2 separate regions of the Homo sapiens genome follow, and region 2 is linked to region 1. Evidence: chromatin loops called from intact Hi-C (ENCODE). Cell type or tissue: endothelial cell of umbilical vein. All regions are shown on one strand. Each heading gives the region's core, and the rest is flanking DNA. Links, peaks and the distances in the headings are about the cores only.

Evidence for each region. A loop is a pair of places that touch in the nucleus more often than their neighbours do. Peaks named below come from ENCODE experiments on the same cell type or tissue, not always from the same donor. Only the 100,000 strongest peaks of a DNase experiment are listed, where the experiment ranks them.
Region 2: it touches region 1 in a loop (7-fold over the local background); 5 of 110 quality-filtered maps call a loop at or near these places.

The regions. Positions count from the first base shown.
Region 1 is chr11:8,807,374-8,818,305 of GRCh38, reverse strand. It overlaps DENND2B (DENN domain containing 2B), which reads left to right and starts at 7,632. Exons shown (of 20, transcript NM_213618.2): 1 at 7,632-7,789. It overlaps DENND2B-AS1 (DENND2B antisense RNA 1), which reads right to left. Exons shown (of 5, transcript NR_120590.1): 5 at 8,030-8,229. In endothelial cell of umbilical vein, for the core only: a CTCF peak has its summit at 4,534 (motif pointing right); a DNase peak (open chromatin) is centred at 4,545; H3K4me3 peaks cover 348 bases; H3K27ac peaks cover 284 bases.
Region 2 is chr11:8,560,868-8,571,799 of GRCh38, reverse strand. The region is part of intron 1 of STK33 (serine/threonine kinase 33); the gene reads left to right. Among named protein-coding and RNA genes, the nearest start is that of STK33, 28 kb to the left of the region's middle. RefSeq lists an enhancer at 4,804-4,883. In endothelial cell of umbilical vein, for the core only: a CTCF peak has its summit at 5,005 (motif pointing right); a DNase peak (open chromatin) is centred at 5,039; H3K27me3 peaks cover 555 bases.

The DNA of each region.
Region 1 (10,932 bases), core at 1,391-9,390:
CTAGCTAAGCTTGGAAAGCCTATTATTATTATTATTATTATTAGAGACAGAGTCTCACTGTGTTGCCCAGGCTGGAGTACGGTGGTGTGATCTCAGCTCACTGCAACCCCCACCTCCCAGGTTTCAACTGATTCTCCCACCTTAGCCTCCTGAGTAGCTGGGATTACAGGCGCCTGCCACCATGCCTGGCTAGTTTGTGTATTTTTAGTAGAGACGGAGTTTTGCCGTGTTGGCCAGGCTGGTCTCAAACTCCTGACCTCAAGTGATCTGCCAGCCTTGGCCTCCCAAAGTGCTGGGATTACAGGTGTGAGCCACCACGCCCGGCCAGAAAGCCTATTTTAGAAGGGTAAAATGGTGCTTTCATGGGGATCTAGGGTATTGCTTCCTTGATCCAGTCTTTCCTGGCTGGAAGCCTATGTTTATGTGGCCCAGTGTTAACATGCTCCGACTTAATAAGGGACAGTGGTCAGGGGCCTGTGGATTTGAGAGATTTCAGAAAATTGGCTTATATATTAACGTTATCACAGAGACTCCAAGAAACTGAAGCAAGCTGTGAGTACCTATGTTGTGAGTATCTGGACATTGAGCTTTATACGGAGGGTTGTGAGCTGAGCGGAGGTGAACTAGGGCTGGATGACTGGCAGACTGAAGGAGAGGGGGCGCAACCTAGCATGAAGGTGTGTGGTAGCTGCTTCACTGCAGGGCTGTGGGGTCTAGAAGAATTATAGACTGAATTCCACACTTCCCTAGTTCAGAGCCTTAAGGTCAGGGGTGGGGTGCTGGTGGTAGGAGAGGCAGGGGGAATTAGGTCAGGAGTAAGGACCTGGGAAAACTTCCTATCATAAAACACTAGGACTTGACCACAGAATGGGTATTTCTCTGCCTTCCTAGGAAGGCTGTGCAAGCAAAGTTTGTGTGGCAGTGGTCAACACTGTGCAGGTCCTGCCAGATGTGGCTTCCAGGTGGAGGGGGCCCAGGATTGCCATCTTGAGGAAGACATTTGTTTTGTTGATCTGAAGGCCCTCATAGCACCCAGGTAGAGAATGCTTGATTTGCAGTAGACAGATTGTCTTCCAAGAGAACTTAGGTATTGTCAGCTGTTCAATGTCTGCTTTGTAAAGGCAACTTTGTCTCAGACTTATGGATAGGGGTGAGTCTGAGCAAGGACCTCAGCAGGAGCCTTAGTCCTCTTCCAGGCCATTTCCTAATTTCCCCATTCTGTAATTTAGCACCTTTCTTCTCTGTCCAGCCCTCCTTAGGCAGGAAGCCTGAGTCTTCCATTTTTTTTCTTCTAAAAAAGGCTACTGTTCATTGGTGATGGACCTCTGTCTGATCCCAAAGCCCCAAGCCCGGGGCTCTGCTGAAAGGAGTCTTTCTGCTGCTTTGGACTTAGAAAGCAGTAGGACTGGGTGACTGCGTAGAATGATGCAGTAGGACAGTCAAGCCGAAGGATGCTTGAACAGCTAGTCCAGCCCTCTCATGTGGAGGAAAAAGCAAAGGCCCCTAAGGGAGACAGGGACTTGCCTAGGATTTTACCATTCCAGAAAGCTGGAAGCCAGGACTGGGCTCCAGCCTGCTAGCTGTCTACTCTTGAATTTTAAAAGCTTCCCTCTTGACCACATTGCCATTCACAGGCAGAAGAGGAAAACTGTAAAGCCCTTAAGGGCTCTTCTATAAATGGCAGCTAGAACCCAGTGTAGGAGAATTGGTGGAGAGGAATATGTTTGATTCCCCCCACCTTTTTTTTTTTTTTTTGAGACACAGTTTTGCTCTGTCACCCAGGCTGTAGTGCAGTGATGCGATGATGTCTCTCTGCAGCCTTAACCTCCCAGGCTCAAGCGATCCTCCCATTTCAGCCTCCCAAGTAACTGAGACCACAAGCGTGTGCCACTATGCCCAGCCAATTTTTTAAAATTATTATTTGTAAAGATAGGGTTTCCTTATGTTGCCCAGGCTAGTCTTGAACTCCTGGGCTCAAGCAATTCTCCCACCCCAGCCTCCCAGAGTGCTGGGATTACAGGTGTGAGCCACTGCACTTGACCTGATCACCCATTAATTTGGTAGAACTGGATGTTTTCAGTGGGAATACCACTGGACCCCAGTCTGGGGGGCATTAGAAACTAGGCTTCCCAGAGGCATTTGAAATTAGACTGCCATTTCTTAGGCATTCTAAGATCCAACCAATAATATTGAAAGAACAGCCCATTTTACTTGAATTTCTTTGATCCCAAAGTAAGGAATGACTTGAAAAGATTTACTCTGTTCCTGTGTTTTCAGGTTCAGAATTTCAGTTGTCTTTAAAGAGACAAGAAAGTACTATAAACCCCTCTAGTGACCTAATCCAAAATCCGATTTACATATATGTATTTTCTTGTACAATGTAGGTCCATCCACTCAAATTCCCTCACCTTAAGAGAGGAAATAGCTGTTTCTGTTTGTTTGTTTGGAGAGTCTTTTCAATGATTCGTTTATCTCACACACACTTATTGCATACATTGAATGAAATACTAAAGTGGATACACCTCGAGGAGCTCAGGTCTGTGGGGGAGACAGGTGTGCAAGTAACAGTGATAAAGTGATATCAACGCTATAGTAAAGGCATCTTTAAACTGCTGTTGATTTGCAGAAGAGACAAACAGATTCTATCAGGAGATTGAAAAATATTTTACAGAGGAGGTGATAAATGAGTTGGACCTTGAAGGCAGTAAGATTTTGTTAGTGGGGGAAGGAGAGGCATTCAGATAAAGGTAACAGCATGAGCCATAGAGGGAGGGAGAGGAAAATGCAGGCAGTGTTCAAAGAACCAGGCAGTGCACTGTGGTTGTGCCTGTAATCGGGTGGTTGGTAGCAGGGGAGGTGTGGGCAAGAGATGAAGCCAGAGGATTTCAGATTTGGGTGGGAGCGTAGGCCAGAAGAGGGAACGTTGGATGTAGTCACACTGCTGTTGGTGTTACTTAGACCTTCATTTTTCCACCAGACTGTAGTGTTCAAAATTCTTTTTAGTAAGAGAACCCTTTTTTTCTGAACTTTTTACAACCATCTCCAAATTATGAAACATAAGACTTTTTTTTTTAGTAAAAATGTATTTTTTTACAAGCACAGTGTCTTGCACCATGGAGGGGAGAGGAGGTGTTTTGTCCTTGGAGCTGCTGGCCTGAGAGAACCTTGTCATCGTGGGAGCTGGGCCATTCCTACACAGTGGTCTGGCAATGACCCGGTGGTGGTGGAGGCCTGTGAGTGGGCACTGGTAATGGGAGCAGCTGTAAAACCCTGGAGGGCAGCCCCAGGAGAGTGACCTTACCAGGAAAGTTCTGGGAAACAAACCACAGGGAGGCTTTACAGGAATTTTTGGTTGTGCCCACAGGCAAGGCACATGAGGAAAAGAAATGTAATTATAGTTTGTAAGTCGATGAAAAGAGGCAATGAGTGACATGAAATAGCTGCTCTAAGTTTCTTCTTCCTGTCGGACAGGAAGAAATGGGGTTTTATGCATTTCATTCAGCAGATATTTATTGAGTGCCAGCTGTGAGCTGGGCCCTGCACAAAGTGCAGGGAATATTGGTGGTTAGCAAAATAGTCAAGGTTCGTATCCTAAGGAACTCTTCTGAGGGAAGACTGAGATTAAGCAGATAACTGTATAAATGCATAATTACACAGCATGGTGAGTGCTCTGAAGGATAAGTGTGGGGAGCCTCATTTAGATTGGAGGATTGTGAAAGTCAAGAGACAGGAGAGTCAAGGTGAGGCAAGGTGAGTAAGAGCTATCCAGGCAAAGACTGCTTGGTAGGGGAGTGTCCCAGCAACGGGAAACAACCTGGAAAAAATATGACACCTCAGGGGAACTAAAAGCAGTTGTATGTGGCTGATGCACAGACAGGGAAGGGCAGGAAGTGTGCTGAAAGAAGGCAGGAGGAGAATCATGCTGGGCCTTGTAGGTCCTGGTAAGAAGTTAGATTTTATCTTAAGTGTAGTGGGAAGTCAATGAAGTGTGTTAAGCAGGAAATGACCTGATCTGGTGTTAAAAAAAAAAAAAAAAAAGGTGATTCAGACAGCTCTAATGACTTTGTGAGGGGAGAGTGGAAGCTGGGGCAATTAGGAGGTTTTTGCAATAATTAAGGTGAGAGATGGGTAGCATCAGAGGTGGAGAAAAGTGGACAGATAAAAGATATATTTTGGAAGTAGAATTGTTTGCAGTTGGGAAATGGGTTGGATGTGGGCAGAAATAAGAAGGGAGAGTTGAGGATGTCTCCCAGGTTTCTGGCACATGTATGCTTGCAGGCCTCTCAGTAGACAGCAGAGAGCTTATATAAGGTTGTCAAATCCTTATCCTTCAGAAGGGTCAGGTAGGATTGGTCTAAATCCAGCCTTGCAGAGGCAGTGGTGGGATTCAGCTGTCCCTGACTCTGCCCAGTTCAAGGAGTGTGTACACAGTAGCATTACCCAAGCAGGGATTCCAGTTCTCTCAGTAATGGGGCCCTTCCTTTGTCCCTTCCCCCAGGACAAGGCCCTAAGGAACCTCCATAACTCCAGCATGCCACTAGGGGGAGCATGGCCCGCATTCTGGGTCTGGTTTGGAGGGCTTCTTAAGTTTGGATTACTTCAGGAACTGACTTGTATCAGTTCTAGTACTCAGTCCTGACCCCTGGCCCCTCATACTGCTTAAAAGAATGCCTGGCATATGGTAGGTGCTCAACAAGTGTTAACTGATGTTACTACTGTATTATTAATATTATCTTATTATAGAAAGGGGTGGGATCACCCCTTCTTTCTCAGGATGGAGACTGGGCAAGTGGAATGTGCATTTTGAGGATCAGGAGGAGAGCAGAGGGATGCCTTTTGGACAAGGAAGAGGCGGAAATTTAGTGATTTGATGATACTGCATTTGCCCTTCTGTCTTGTCTTTCTTTGTCTTTCTTTGTAGACTTGGGATTCTTCAGCTGGGGCTTGGGTGGGGTTGGGGATTTATAGTGGGTGATTAGGTTCACTCCCTTTCAAGCTCTGATTGCTTCACTAAAGCAGTAGTGCCCCCCATTTAGGATTTGTGCCATTCTGTCATTTCCTGTTGGATTTTATAACACTTTCCTACCTTAACTTCTGGTATATATTTACCTTTTAAACTCAAGTCAATCAGAATCTTGTTTTGAGAATGTTGTGATATGCTGGAAATTAATGAAAAAAACCCACTAGATTCTGCATAGGATGTTGCATTAAAGATTCTATCAGGCTGGGTGTGGTAGTACACACCTATAATCCCAGCTACTCAGGAGTCTGAGGTGGGAGGATTGCTTGAGCTCAGGAGTTCAAGACCAGCCTGGGCAACATAATAAGACCTCGTGTCAATAAATAAATAAATAAATAACATCAGGACCTTTTTTTTGGGAGCACTGTTTTTGGGAGCAGCATTGGAAAATATCCTCCTTAAGCCTCAGTGTCCTCATCCTGGGGAGGGTATTAACTGTCCCAGTGTTTTTTGTTTGTTTTTGGTGAGGAGTTGTCAAGAGGAGTAAAGTTCTTAGTTCAGTTCCTGACTTGAGAGTGCTTTCACGGACAGCATCTCTTCCGATGCTCAGTCCCAGCCCTGTCAGTAGGCTCTGTAGGTGGAAAGGGGGAAGTCATGGGACTTGCCCAATGGCACATGGCCCGTTAGTGGTGGAGTCAGGCACTGCCAAGGTCTTCTGACCCCTGGTGCTGTTGCAACCACTGTGCTTAATGTACTCAAGAGACTTGAAAGGCTTGGGGATTGTTTCTAGATTTTATTTCCTGGTTCCATGACCTGGGGCAAGTAATTTTACTTCTGTTGTAGAATTAAAAAAAAAAAATCTGTTAAATTAGTATAATAATGCCAATCCTAACTTTCAGACCTGTCATGTTGAACAGACGAGCCAAGATTTTGAGAGTCGTTTAGAAAAGTGCAAGGTCACATATAGCTGTAGGGTAGGGCTTTTTCTCCGAGCTGTGCATCAGGACGTTTTACATCTTAGAGATGCTGTCTTAAGGTCTTTAGGCTGAAAGGATGGTAGTCAGCCTATCTCGCCACAACTTACAAGGATTCTCCACCTTCCCTTGGGAGCCCAGCGTTATCTCATAACCAGTTATCAAAAAGTTGACAGTTTTTGAAATCAGGTGGCAATATACTTTAGTTGAAAGTGTGCTGGACTAGGGCGAACTTGGCTGATCTCTTAGTTCTTTGACTGCCTAACTGTATAAGTGCAGATCAAATGTTTAATCTCTCTGAGTCTCAGTTTTTCCATCTATAAAATGGTCATAAGGCCAGTATGCTGGCTCACGCCTGTAATCCCAGCACTTTGAGAGGCTGAGGCAGGAGGATTGCGTGAAGCCAGGAGTTCAAAACCAGCCTGGGCAACATAGTGAGACCCTGTCTCTATAAAAATAAAAATTAAAAAAGTAGCCAGGCGTGGTGGTGCATGCCTGTAGTCCCAGCTACTTCAGAGGCTGAGGCAGGAGGGTTGTTTGAGCCCAGGAGTTTGATGATGTAGTGAGCTATGATTGCACCAATGCATTCCAGCTTGGGCAATGGAGCAAGATCCTGTCTCTAAAAGAAATTTAAGAAGAATAATAAATAAACTTGAAAAAATGGTCATAAAAATATCTGTGCAGTGTATTTCAAAAGGTTATGAGGATCAAACAAAATGATACATGTAAAAAGAATGTTACAAAGCAGAAATGTATGCTGGGTAGGGGGGAGAGGAAGGGACAGGATGGGGATGGGGATGGGACTAAACTTAGGGGGTCTGCCGTGTCCCAGGGACTGTGCTCATTTTCTGACAGGAGCAATATTATTACCGACTGTGACAGCAGCTCCCACTAAGCCTGCACCTTAGCTGCAGATCCTTAGCAGGGCAGAGAGACAAGGCTGTATTTGTATCAGGTTTGTCGTCTGGGTTGTGACTCTCGACTTGCCCAGGATTCTTCCTGGTCCTGACCGAGTTGTCTTTGCTCTCCATTTCAGGAAGATGAGAGACTGCTTAGGCGCCACCACTAGTACCATGAGTCCCTGCACTGGTTAAAGCCATCGCCACAACCTGGACAGGCAGCAAGGTAAGCAGAGAGGCCAGTCCAGGCGAGCTCCTGGGATGTGAGTGCATTTCCGCCCCAACTGCTGCCCGGAAAAATCCCAAGTGCACAAACAAGTCAAGGCAGCGCATCAGGGTCCCTCCTACCCGAGCTCCAGGACCCAGAGGAAGCTGGGTCCCCTTCAAGCGCTTCAGCTAGCTCCCTCCCCCCTGGCAGGGATTCTTCCAAGTTATAAAAAATGAGACACTGGAGGGGAAGAAAACAAGTCCACTCACTGTCTTCTCCCTTCTCCCCTCTGAGCTGTTCAAGCAAGTTCCCAGGAGCAGTTCAGAGCCCCTGTTGGACTGGAAGGGAGGTAGGAGGAGTGGAATGCATGCAAAAACCGAGCTGATCAAAAGACAGTGCTGTTTCATGGAAGCCTCCCAGAACTGAGAGAGAGAGAGAGAGAGAGAGAGAGAGAGAGACAGTGAGAAAGAAAGAAAAAGAGAGCGCCCTTGTGCACGCGCTAGGCCAAGAGCGCGCCGCTGTGCGCGCGCCCGCCTAGCGAGGACAGGGTCTCCATGACAACCGGCCTGGCCGGCTAGCAGTGCTCTGCTCACTTGGCTGCGAGGAGCGCCACGAAAGGTCAGAGGAAGGAGCTGTGGGAAGCTCGCAGCAGGTATCGGAGCTTAAGCCAGTGGATTTGGGGGCCCTGGGCTCCCTAGCCGGCTGCGGTGTGAGAATGGAGTGGGCAGGAAAGCAGCGGGACTTTCAGGTAAGGGCAGCTCCGGGCTGGGATCATTTGGCCTCCTTTCCTGGCCCTTCTCTCCGGCTGTTTTCTGGGAGTCAGGCGAGTGTCTGTAGTCTCTGCTCGGGGTTTGGGGCTCAGGAATGATGTCATGCTCCAACAGTTGGATTCTATTAGCTTAAGGAGGAGGGAAACAGCCAATTTTCTTGACTTTGCAAATCTAGCTGATCTCACTCTTGCTGAATCTGAGGTGTTTAGACTTCACTCTAAAAAGCATCATTTTACTTTTATTTAGCACAAAGGCACAGGATATTTTTACAGGAAGAATCTTTTATATGGAAAAATCTGAGTTAACATCACTCCCGTGGTGTTTGTAGTTCTTACAGGGAAACTCCAGTGCCTTTTGAGCCGCTTGTTCGTCCTAGTGAACACTGTCTGTTTTGTCTCTTGGTGCTGCTATGTCTGACCTGTAATGGAAAAAAAAAAAAAAAAAAGGCTAATTAAGCTCAGCCAGGAGCCTGTGGTGAGTTCCAAGTCCCTCTAGAGCATTTATTAGGACAGAGGGACTGTCACAGGGATGCCTGAGCTGGGGTTTTGCACTCTCTCTCTTCCAGGCAGCTTGGTAAGAATCAAGCTGTCCTCCCACATCAAAAGGTCGATCACAGACTTTCCTAAGAGGTGGAGGAGGGGGCTGGCTTGGGGTTGGGGGGCCTGCAAACAGGTTTCTCATCCAGATGTCCCAGAGTGAGCTCTCAGCAGCAGCTGCTAAGAGCTGGGGAACATGAGGCACTGTAGTTGTGCCGGGTGGATTCCTTTGGTTACATTTTGACCAAATCTCAGGGCACGCAGTGTCCACGCTGTGCACTCCTACACTGATTGTCCTAAGTTTTGGTAAAACTTGTTCTGACCTAGAGGAGTGGTACATGGTGAGCTGTGTGGCCTTGGAAAGGAGACCCTCCCAGAAAGGCAGTTTTATAGGTGATAGGGTAGTGGGGTTGTCAGTAATATTATGAGGAGGATGAATGCAGCAAACACTTCCTGCAACGGAGACCCATCAGGGGTTGTGCTTCCACTTGAGCCATGTTATGTCTTAAATTCACTTCTTGGCCTCAGGGAACTTTGCAAATGCCTTTGGTTTCTCTGTGGGATGAGGGAACAGCTGCTGTCCTGGTTCTTCAGTTTTTCTTCTTGAACTTTCTGAACAGAATGTCTTTTGTATTCTGGCAAACAATGAGGGGGCATTCTGATTAACTTCGGATCAGCTTGCCAATGCAAGCACTGGCCATGTCCCCAGTTCCGGCTCCCTAAAATGAGTACATGTATACATCGTGGTTGTGGCCTGAGGGTCCACAAGGGTGAACTCCATGGCCCTGGACCTCAGACGGTCCACTTCTGAAGTTATTCCTCTTGCTACATACACTCCAGGGATCCTTTGCTTAGTTGAAACCTACATTTTGCTGGAGGGATGTGGCATAACACTGAGCCAGTGGCCCCTTCAGTTGGCAGTGTAAATCCAGAACCTCAGCCTTCTTTTCTACTTGTGTGTGTAGTTGGAGCTCTTCAATTTTACCATCCCCACATCTGTGAAGAGGGCTAGCAGAGACCCAGTTTCAGGAGCTGCTGCTCCTTCTGTTGGTATAGCAGAAAGAATAATGGATTTGGGTTGCTAGACTTGAGTCGACGGCTAGATTCTGTTCCCATAGGGCGGCCACGGGCAAGTATCTTAACTAATAGGAGCTTCAGATTCTTACCTGTGAGATGGAGGTAATAAGAACAACTTCACAGGACTGTTGGGAGGAGCCAGTGGGATAACTTCCATGAAAGTAGTTTGAAACAAGTCACGTCCTATCTAACGAACCGTGTTGTGAATTGAAGCTTGAGGAATGACCCAACTCTCTCTGGAAAGTCACTTTGCCTCTCTGTTCTGGTTCTCTCATTTTATAAAGTGCCTTCTTCCTTTCTGCATTTATAAGTAAACATGAGAAAAATCTGAAAAGACTTCTTCAGGATGTTTAAGGAAACAAATGTTGCTTTCCTTGGGTTGGGTCGTTTCATAAGAGTGATGTTTGCCATAAAACTGGAGCCTCATAGACGATCCTGCAGGGAGGAAGCTTTCCTTGGTCACCTGACTCATGTGTTTATATATAGTATAGAGGAGAGGTATTCCAAAAGACCCGTCGCTTTTCCTGTGTCCCACAGCTGCCTGTAGAGTTGTGGCACCATAAACTTTAGCAGCTGGAAAAGAGGCCAGGCCTGGTTCCCTCATCCTGCTGGGTCCTGCTGGGCACACTCTGCAGTGGGCAAAGGGGTCTTTCTCCTTCATTCTGGGTTTAGAAGGCAGGGTTCTAACTGGGAGAAAGTGTTATTGCTCCGAAAGGCTTCTTGGGGGCTGGGCAGGTCTTTCAGGAACTCATAAGGCCACAGCTTATGGGGAAAGAAAAAGAAACAAGGAAGTGGGAATTCCAAGGGCAGAGATTCTTGATATGCCATGGGACTGTGCCAAGGAATGGAAGAGCAGGGGAAGGGAGACTCCAGGCAAGGAGAGTCCCAGGTCTGTCCTCATTGAGTCGAAAGGGCGTATGGCATACTAGAGCGCGTCACCCACAGCCCCAGCTTTACTGTAGGATGGGGAAGACCTGCCAGCCATATCCCGGAGTGGTGTCTGGGAAGAAGCCCTTGAGCAGACCCATAGTAGGCAGATTAAAAAAATGAAACAAAACAAGCAGCTCCCCTTCTAGTTGAGTCATGTCACAACAGCCTCTAAGGCCTGAAGGAGAAGCTGCCCACAGCTTAGATTGGGGCTGCAGCTGTTCCCCGACTCCCATCAGTCCGGCTTCCCAGAGCTGAGTCACAAATTGGATCTGTCTATGTTCCTTAAGGATTAAAAAGTAACATTCCTGTTCTCACTCCCTCTTTCCTCCTTCTACTCCGCTTCCTGTACCTTCTCCCCTTGGGCTCTCTCTCTCTCAAATTAGATATCAGTCACCCCGGGAAGATGAAACTTTGAAATACACTGGAGAACAGGCCAAGGACACCCTTGGTTCTGCTGGTTCAGCCTCTTTCCCTGGAATGAAGGGCGGGGTGTACAGATTCAGGAGGGCAATCCAAGTATCATGGCCCCACTGGTAGCCTAGACCTAAGAGAGGCTGTGCCCCACTCCCCACCGCATC
Region 2 (10,932 bases), core at 1,309-9,308, 250 kb after region 1:
GTGCAGTGGCGCGATCTTGGGTCACTGCAAGCTCCGCCTCCCGGGTTCACACCATTCTCCTGCCTCAGCCTGCTGAGTAGCTGGGACTACAGGCACCCGCCACCACGCCTGGCTAATTTTTTGTATTTTTAGTAGAAACAAGGTTTCACCGTGTTAGCCAGGATGGTCTCGATCTCCTGACCTCGTGATCCACCCGCCTCAGCCTCCCAAAGTGTTGGGATTACAGGCGTGAGCCACCATGCCTGGCCCCATTTTAACCATTTTTAAGTGTATAATTAAGTGACAGTAATTACATTCACAATTTGTTATAACCATCATCACTATTTCCAAAACATTTTTATCACCCCAAACAGAAACTCTTAAACTTTACTAGTAACTCCTTATTCTCCCCTCGCCTATCCCTAGTAAACTTGAATTTACTTTCCATCTCTATGAATTTGCTTATTCTAGATATTTCATATAAGTGGAATCATACAATGTTTGTTCTTTTGTATCTGGCTTATTCTAGTTAGCGTGCTGTTTTCAAGGTTTTTCCAACTTAGGTAGTTTTGGCCTCACATATGCTTGTATCAGCTCTTAGCCGAGACTCATGTGCATGCTCCTGCAGATTTCGGAAGCTGTCTTTTGTGCAGCTCTTACCCTCAACTAAGCTAAACTGCTGGGCTTTTGGGGAATTTGCTGCATTCTGGAAACTGCTTCTATGTGTTAAACTGGTGCAATCATGGAACTCATCATGTTTGCTTTCCCTCTCCCAGGTATTACAGTGCTGTGTCTTGTGTGATGGTCCAAAAACCATTGTATCATGTATTTTGTCCAGTTTTCTAGCAGTTTATGGCAGAAGGGTGAGATCTGTCCCCCGTTACTCTATCTTGATCAGAAGCAGAACTGTCCTCTGTGTCTGTGTGTGTGTGTAACAGCTTTTACTGAGATGTAATTGCCATGCAATAAACTACCTATGCTTAAAGTGTACAATTTGATTTTTATATATGTGCACATCCATGAAACTGCCAGACAATGAAGATAGTGAACATATCCATCACCCCCCCAAAATTCCCTTATGTCCGTTTTAATGTCTCCATCCTGCCTCTCTCGGCCCTCCTCTGCATTCTCAGGTAACCTCTGAATGCTTTTCTGTCACTGTAGATTAGTTTGCATTTTCTATGTAAATGGAATCATACAGTACTACGTGTGTGCACCCATAACTTACTCATTTTTATTGCTGAGTGGTGTTGCATTGTGTGGGTATACCACCATCGATTTATCCATTCACATGTTGTTGGACATTCATTTGGGTTGTTTCTAGTTTTTGACTACTACAAACAAAGCTGTTATATATTTGGATAAGGCTTTTTGTAGACATATGTATTTATTTTTCTTTGGTGATTACCTAAGATTGGAGTTATTCATTCATAGGATAGATTACATGTTTACCTTATAGAAAAGCTGTTTTCCAAAGTGGTTTTATCATTTTACATTCCCGCCATCAACAAATGAGGGTTCTTGTTGCAAGAACCTTACATCCTTCCCTAATATTTGGTTTTGTCAGTCTTTTAAACTTTAATCTTTCTGGACGATGTGTAGGGATGTCTCATTGTGGTTTTAACTTACATTTATCTAATGATTAATAATTTTTTGAAAATTTTATCTATTAATTGAACACTCATATATCCTTTATAAAGTATCTGTTCTTTTGCCTATTTTTTTGAAAACAGGTTGTCTTTTTATTTTTGAGTTGTAGGAATTCTAATTTTGGATACAAGTTTTTTTTAGATATATGTATTGTGAATATTTTCTCCCAGTCCGTGGCTTGCCTATTCGTTTTCTTTTATTTATCTATTTATTTATTTTTTTGAGACAGGGTCTCACTCTGTTGCCCAGGCTGGAGTGCAGTGGCACAATTACGGCTCACTGTAGCCTTGGGCTCAAGTGATTCTCCCATCTCAGCCTCCCGAGTAGCTGAGACCACAGGAGTGTGCCACCATGCCTGGCTAATTTTTGTATTTTTTGTAGAGATGGGGTTTTGCCATGTTGCCTAGGGTAGTCTTGAATTCCTGGGCTCAAGTGATCTGCCTGCCTTGGCCTCCCAAAGTGCTGGGGTTACCAGTGTGAGCCACCATTCCTGGCCACCTATTGATTTTCTTAATGGTGTCTTTTGAGGAGTAGAAGTCTTACATTTTGATGAAGTCTAATTTATCAGTTTTTCTCTTATGGCTAATGTTTTCTGTGTTCTTTCTAAGAAATCTTTAACTTACCTGAAAGTCATAAAAACATTCTGTGTTTTCTTCTAGAAGTTTTTAGTTTTAGCTTTTGCATTTGTGTGTATGATCTATTTCAAGTTAATGTCTGTGGGTGGTGTGAGATAGGAGTTGAAGTTCAGTTTCTTTTTTCCCTTATGGATATACAGCTGTTTCAGCACCATTTGTTGAAGACTTTTCTTGTGTTGTTGAATTGCTTTGCCAGCCTTGTCAAAAATCAGTTGACTTCTGTTTTCATTGATTTGTCTATTCTTATACCAATACCAAAGTGTCTTGATTACTGTGGCTTGATAGTGAGTCTTAAAACAAGGTAGTGTGAGTCTTCCAATTTTGTTATTTTTCAAGATTGTTCTGGCTTTTCTGGGACCTTTGCCTTTACTGATGCATGCTAGTATCACTTTGCCAATTTCTATAAACTGTGCAGCCAGATTGAGAATCATAGAATAAACCTTGGTAAATTCATGCCTTGTGATGTTTTTAAGAAGTCATTTTGGGGACCTTCTCCAGATAATATTCCTTGGGAGCACTGGGCTTTATTCTATTTGAATGTCTATGTCTTATAACTCCTAAAAAGGAAATTTATACTATACATACTTTTCCTTAGGTCTTTGCCTAGGTACATAGTTTCCTTGTCATCTTTAGTGTCTTTGGTGGAACTGAATTGTTACTGTTCCAATCTTAATAATATAAATGTTGCTTTAGTACAAGAAAAATAAGAAGGTAATATAGCACATAATCCATTAAGGTCTGTCTACAAAGGATATGTAAGGGAATAAGACTTTTTCTCTGTAGTATCAGAATCAATCTTCCTTCTGCTGCATTATATTTCCTAGACAGTTATTAGGGAAATGTTCAGGGCCACAGTTTTATGGAACTGTACTTAGTGAAGTATCAAATACTATAATAAATAGCTTTCTTGCTTTTATATTTCCAGATAAACTCAAGCTTTCAAAAAACTTCAAACGTCTAATTTTTGCTGTTATCTTGAAATACATGCTTTAATAGCACCACACTTATTGATGACTTTTAATAGCAGAGCGAATTATGTTACAATATGTCTGATGCTTTCTAGAAGTTGTCTGACCATACTGTGGTATTCATTTTTGTAATTGTTTTTGAGTTGTGGTTTTACATATATAATTCATTATCCACGATTTATGATCCCAGTTACATAAATCAGTTCTTTTTAGTCTCTTGTAGTAAATACATGTAAATGTTATGAATAATACTTTGGAGGAACTTTTATGCCATTTTAATGAGTTCATGTTTACATTGAATAACTGAATTGCAACTTGGAGTGTTCCCAGAATAGAAAATGTGAATTACTAAAATGAATTTGGGTACTTCAGGACTGTGATGGAAGGAACTAAGAACTGTATTTTATTTAGTGATCATATTGTTTTATGATAAAAACAAGCTATTTTTCTCTGGATGGCAATTATTTTGTACTAAGGAAGTACCTTGGAATTATAGACCATCTTTCAATTTTATGCACATTCCTGTAAGCTGAAAATAATTGCTGATTTGGATTTTCCTTGGAAAAAGAGGTGGAGACTATATTATTAACTTTGTAGGGAGGCATTTTTTAGTCATTAGTCAGATATATTGCTGTAGAAGCCGTTGAATATTGTTTTTAAAAGTTCAGAATCTTGTAATATAAGCCCAAAGAATAAGTTAATTATAGAAAAGTGCTACATTGTATGACTCAGATAATCTGAGACTGATGACTAATTTAGTGTGTAGCTAGGTGCTAAATGTAAAAGGAGTTCAAAGCCTGGAAAGACCCACATGGACTGGAGCTGTTAGTTTGTTTTTGGTTTAAAGGATAGAATCTGGTGTTATTCATCATGCCCATATTGGGACAATGAAAAGACTTCCCAGTATTTCCTACAAAAGGTTACCCAGGTGTAGTTATGTGCTTCTGATTTTCCCCGTTCCTCTGTTTATATAGGCATAGCTCATATATTTTGGGAAATGGGAGGAATAGCTGTATTGGTGCTATATTGGTTTGTTATAGCCAATCCCTAAAGAAATGTGTTCCTGTAAAGACTCTTTTGTTTTTCTTTATATTCTCTGAAATTATTATTTGCCTCCAGCCATAATTTCTTGCAGCCACAAATAGTAATAACTAATAATATTATAGCACTGAACTGTGTACCTTACTGTGTTCTAGATATGTTTCATATTTTGACTAATTTGATCTTCATGATAACCCCATGTGGTAGGTAATATTCACTTTTTCATTTTACAGATGGGGAGCCAGATAAACGTTACATAACTAGAAAGTGGCAGAGGTGAGCTCTGAACCAGAGTCTCTACTGTTAACCCTAGTCTATGCTTGAATTGACTTAAGAAGTAAATTTTATTAGTAATGTTTTAAACATTGTTATTATTATTATTATTTTGAGACAGGGTCTCACTCTGTCACCCAGGCTGGAATGCAATGGCTCGATCTTGGATCACTGCAACCTCTACCTCCTGGGCTCAAGCAGTCCTCCCACCTCAGCCTCCCGAGTAGCTGGGACCACAGGCACACACAACCACCCCAGCTAATTTTTTAGTATTTTCAGTAGAGTTGGGGTTTCACCATGTTGCCCAGGCTTGTCTCAAACCCTCCCACAGTGCTAGGATTACAGGCATGAGCCGCCACGCCCAGCCTTAAACATTATTTTAACAATGTCATAGGTTCGACAGTTATAACTGTATTAAAGTCCTGAGAAGCTCACTCAGTAATTTAAAAAATTTCCACTAGAGGTCAGTCTATCACTTGGCAATATAAATATTTGCTGCTTTCTTAGTGCAAAATTTCATTTACTAAATTAAAGAAGTATGCTGTGGAAGAGACTTGGGTAGCAGAATAGATTTTGAATTGGAAACATAATAAAAAGTCATCTTTATAGTAGTAAAAGCATGTATGACTATTACAAGATGCAATATTGGTTCAATTGACTGTTTGCAGAATTTAGTCAAGATATCCTATGAGATGCTATCTGGCACAGGAAAGGCTAATGACCCTGATCTTTAGTTGTTGCCTCTAAATGAACCACACATTAAACATTAGACCAATTTTGTGTTACTAGTACTTCAGATTCTTTTTCTTGACTCATTTAATTTAGTCAAGGACTTAAAATATACCTGGAGAGTAATGAAATAGTGAAAATATTGAGTGTTTACTAAGAGATATTCTGATAATTTTAAGACAATGTGGGTCTAAGATTGTTTAAAAAGTAGCCTAGAGGCTTTTATTTCTCAACTCTCACGTTTTGGAGATAACAAGGAGTTGAATTAAGATGCAGAAACTGAGGGTCTATTTAGAAGCTGCATTTTGAGGTAACTTCTTTGCTTGTAAATGCAGTCATATTTTGGAAGGATAAAATATAATTAATTAACTAGAGTCTTAACTTGGAAGGATTAAATATAGTTGGAGAGTCTAGCATGGTCCTGAGTATAAAGTTATTAATCAGTTGACCAATGATGTTATTTATATGTAAATAATGATTTTGGCTTCTGTAGGTTAAATAAAGCCTTTTAGGCAGCCTTCAAACTAACTGAAACAATCTGACTTGACTTCAGATTTGTCACACTGGAAATGAATGGCAACATGCGGAACAGGCCAGGACAGGGAGGGAAGTTACACAGGAGGGATGGGTCGGCAGAGTTTGTAAGTTTGGATGGGTAATAACTTAACCCAGGGGATTGTTGGTGGAGGAACGAGGGAGTCCTGTAGCTAGAGATAGGCAGAAGCAGACAGGATATTTGGGTTCTAGGTAAGCAAGGTGCATCTAAGACCTAAGAAGTCTTCAGAGGCAGCAGAGACGAACAAATGAACGTGAAGGTGAGAGTTAATGATTTCTAATGGTACCTATCCCTTACTGTGTACTTATTTATGTGCCAGGCACTGTGCTAAGAGCTTTATGTACATTATCTCTTTTTCTCCTTATCATAATCTTGTGAGGTAGGTTCTAATCCCTTTTCACAGACAAGATGACTGAGGCTGAATGAGTTTCAATAACTTGCCTTCAGTCGTAGAACTTGTAAATGGCAGAACTGATATTTGAACTCGGGGCTTATGACTCCGGCTGTGAAACTCTGTTATCGGATGCAGAAGGTATTTCTTTTTTTGCCCCAGTTTTATGCTGCCTGCAATGTAGAGATGGCCATAGGCTTATATCCAATGGGAAATTAACCCCATGGGTAAACCCCAATTACAACAAAAGCAGAGAGTTACAACTTCCAGGGAGATGGGGGTTGGTATTTTTGTTAAAAATGTGAAGTTTTTTAACCTTTGACTATAAATCATGGTGAAAAACCTATATCCTCCATGTAGCGCTGATTAGATGGTGGCGAATCCATCTCCTGTACTTTCACTACTTTGTTATTTTTTTTTCCTCTTTTCTAAAATCCACTAATTATCTTACTAGGTGTTCTCTCTGTTGGCTTGGTTTCTCATAAATGACACTCCCGGAGATGCCCTCTCAAGGGCTTTCTAGAGTCATAATAGGAAGAGTAGTGGGCAAACCTAAAAGGAAGTTTAGGGATCACTAATTTGGTCTGTCAGTGTACTTTTGTCACTTTATTTTTACACCTGCAGGCAGCAGTGCTTCTGAGACCTTTTAGTCCTTTAAAGATAGCTTTGATCCTAGATCTCTTTCTGCTTAGGATATGTTTTTGAAGGGATGAGGACAGAATGTCAGCTTTCTTCTCCTAAAGGCACCGGTTGTTGAATTTCCCCTGTAATCTGGGACTTTCATCATTTCCTCCATGTTGATGGTGGCGCTAGACCTGGGGAATAGCATTTATCTTTTGTTTTTTGACCTAAGTGACAGGTTAATGGTGAAAGGTCCATCAGCTAAGAATGCTTTTAATAAGGCCCTCTTTTTTGTGGTTTAGCCAGGGTCCATCTGTGGTTAACTGCAAAAAGTATTTCCCAAGTTCCTTCAGTCTTTTCTTCTGAAGTTGCTTGAAGGTGATACTTAGGAAGAGTACATTCACATGCTATACAAGGGCAAGCAAATGGAAAGTTCTCTTTCTATATCTTTTTATCTCTTGGGTGAAACTTTGATTTATTTTGACAAAATAATACAGAATTCTTAACCTAGCAGTATAAAGTAACACCAGATTCACAAGGGGCAAACTCTTCTCAGCAGAGCAGGCTCAGCAGAATTGCGTAAGGCCAGAGTGCCTGCTTTCTTCCATAAGGCTTTGGGATTAAATTTATTCATCTCTGTTTTTAATCCATCAATGCCCAAAGTCATCTGTCTCTTCTATTTGCTATTTCATAGAGAAGGAAGCCATTTGATGGGAATTTCCTAAATTCCCTACAACCAAATCTATATACTTACTTCCACCTGTTAGCATCCATCTTCTTCAGATAGCTTTCCAGCTGGCCTGCCTGCTACTTTACACTCTTGATTCTCTTACATCCTGCCCCTAAAGTCATATTTTACAAATAAAAATCTGATTATGCCACTCCGCTCCTGAAAAAGTGTTTATTTGCATGCTTGTAGGATAGAGCCTCAGATCTTTAACATACCTTATGAGGCCCTATAGATATTGCTCCTTGTCTACCTCACCATCTTTGACTGACAGCAATGTAGCTCTTTTTTTTCCCCACAGTTCAGCCATACTGGTCCCTTTTAATTTCCTCAAATCTGCCAGGTTTCTTCCTGGCTCCTCTTTTTGGAATGCATTCCTCACTTTCCCTGGCCAACTGATTGCTGTCCTTCAGGTCACTGCTTGTGTTACTCTTTCTGGGAAATCCCAATATAGTCATACCTCTTGTAATTATTAAGTTAGTGACATTATTTTCCAGGTGTTTTTATTACCAGGAAATTCAGTTCTCACTCTTGAGGACTCTTCCTTCACTTTGTGTATTATGTAAGAACTGGGGGTTCCAAAGGGTTAGTCTCATGTACCATGTGGAGGGTGAACTTGAAATCCGAAAAGTACAATATAGCTGTTGCTGATAAAGACTGTTGCTATTGAAGAATGGTCCTGCACAGCCCAAAGGGACTGATTATTTATGATGACCTGCCCAAGATGTAGAAGTTATATTTTACATTCATATACCTACAGACTTACGTTCATACACTTAGTCATTGTTTCTCAAAGCATAATTTTGTGTCATGGTGGTTATAGGCTGGGTTAGAGTCACCCTTCCTCATGATCCCCTGGGCTGGATTGAGCTTGGGACACCAACCCAGACAGCTCCTGCCTAGTGAGTATTCTTTTGGTGCCATTTGTATCCCTTCTTGCCAGAAGATTTTGGTCAGGGCAATGTTAGGTTTACTCCAACAGCTAACTTTGAATCCCAAGGAACACTCCCAGAAGGCCTATGGGTATCCCAAGAAAAAAGATAGTTATTTCTAGGTTGTATGCCCAAGGAAGGCCCTACTTACCCAGATACAGGGTACTTACTCATTTTTGCAATCTGTCACTATGGGAGGCGACTTAAGTGACTCTTCACAAAATAAAGTGAGCTTCAAGGAGACTTTTGCCTCTCCTTGAACTGAGAAGCAACTCAGAGATTCTTTAGCTAGAATAATCTAATCCATAACACTTGGGGACTCTAATCTCTGCTTAAACAGCTACCCCTTTACTTACTTATTGATCTGCTATTCTTGTGATTTTTAAAAATAGTAATAGTCTGTTTTCCCCACTATAATGTAAGCTCCAAGAGGGTAGGAACTATTTCTGTCTTCTTCATTGCTGTATCTTCAGTGCCTCCCAAAGTGCCTTGCAGATAGTTAATATCCTATGCATATTTGATGAATGAATGAACTTTAAGTTTTCCAAAGTAGAATTGTAATAGTAACTATTACTTCTAAGAATGCAGAAGATATTCAGAAAAGTAAAGCCATACTAACCATATTCCTTATCATGAAACTAATTGAGAATCAACAAATAGAATGAAAAGCAAACAAAAAAAAAATCTGTGAAACTAGGAAATGGCTCAGTTCCTAGCTATGGACTAGAATCTAAGAGTATAATGAAATATGGATGAAATCAAAGGGGATGCTAAATTCTGTTATACACTGTTTAGACTGTAAACAGAGTGCAGATTTCACTGAAAGTGGGGGGCCATGAGTATCCCATCCTGTAAGGTTTTCGTGTTGGGACACGCCATGGGAAAACCTGGAAAATCCCCAAGGAAGCCAGTGCAATATCTCAAAATGGAGACAGAGAGAAAGAAAGAGAGAGAGAGAGGAGAGAGAGACAAGAGGACAGTATCTTTTGATTTCTAACCTGCAGTGAAGTGGAGAGGAAGAAAGAAGAAATGACAATGAGCTATGTAGCAGTTAACTGAATCAAATGAACATAAATGAATAACTAATAAATTAGCAAACCAAAGCTAGTTAACTGCTTTACTCTAAGCATGCAGAATGAAGTACATTTCAGATTAAGAATTATTTTAGTAAACAAATTCTTGAAAAATACATCTGTATTCACTTAAAGAAATTGAAGGGGAACATAGAATTTTTAGAAATTGGAGTTAAGGAAAGCAAGGCAATCCCTCTCTGGTGGTCAGTCATAGGATGTGAGGCTTTATAGCTGTTGGCAGCCATGTTCTGTGCCTTGTGGGAGAAATTGGTCTGTCTATGATACTGACAGCCAAGCCAACACATTGAAGCAGAAATAAGAGACAAAAGAAAAATAGCCCTAGTTGAGATAAGCAGTCCTGGTGGCGTTCAAGTCTGTGGTTCCAGTTATCCCTCAGGCTCAGTTACACTTTATACATTTCCTAAAGTTATATGAGGTACTGCATTGTCTTTCTGATAAATTCTTTTTATCTAAACTATTTCAAGTTAGGCTTATGCCATAGGCTTTCAACTAGGAATTCTGTATGATATGTAGATAATACAGGCAGAGAAGATCCAACATATGTGTTATTGGTGTGCCTGATAGAGAGTAGAACGAATGGACAATAATTTCAAATATATCATGGGGAAAAGACCACCAGAGATTAAACGGATTAGTAATCTGCAGATTCAAAGAACACAGAATTCTAAAAGAACTGAAACAGGATGATCAATATCAAATAAGTATGTAACAGTAAAGTTACTTGTGCTTCAAGATTAAAAAAAAGAATCGCCAAGCATCCAGACAGGAAAAGCAAGTCACCGAAAGGGGGAAAATGAGACTGGCTTCTGACATCATGGTAATAGCCAAAGCCAGGAGGCAGTTGAACAGTGTCTGAGTTTTGGTGGAATGTGTGTAGGCAGGGAATAGTGTGACCCACAGATTTAATACCTGGTCAAGCTCTTATTTATGCATAAAGATAACAACCAATATTCTCAAACATTCAAGGACCTAGTCCCTGAAGAAATGCCTCATGAGTAAAATTAATCATCTAAGTGATAAATAAAAAGAACTTGGGAATGAAGAAGCAGAGATAGGAAGGGGTTGATAGGGCATATGGAATCTATTTAAAAATAGACCAAGTAAAGTCTGAATAACTGCGTTGTATGAAAACAGAAGAAAATGTAAAGGCTCTAAAATTAATGTTGAATAAAGGATTTATGTAACAGATATAAAGAGGGGAAGGGAGAATAGGTAGAGGTTTGTAAAAGAGTTTGAACTCCCATTTATCTTCGTGGAGAGAGAGTCAGTAGATAACAGCCTGTAGTTGATGAATCTGCTAGTCTCAGTTGAAATCTAGGCACTGCCACATAGCAGC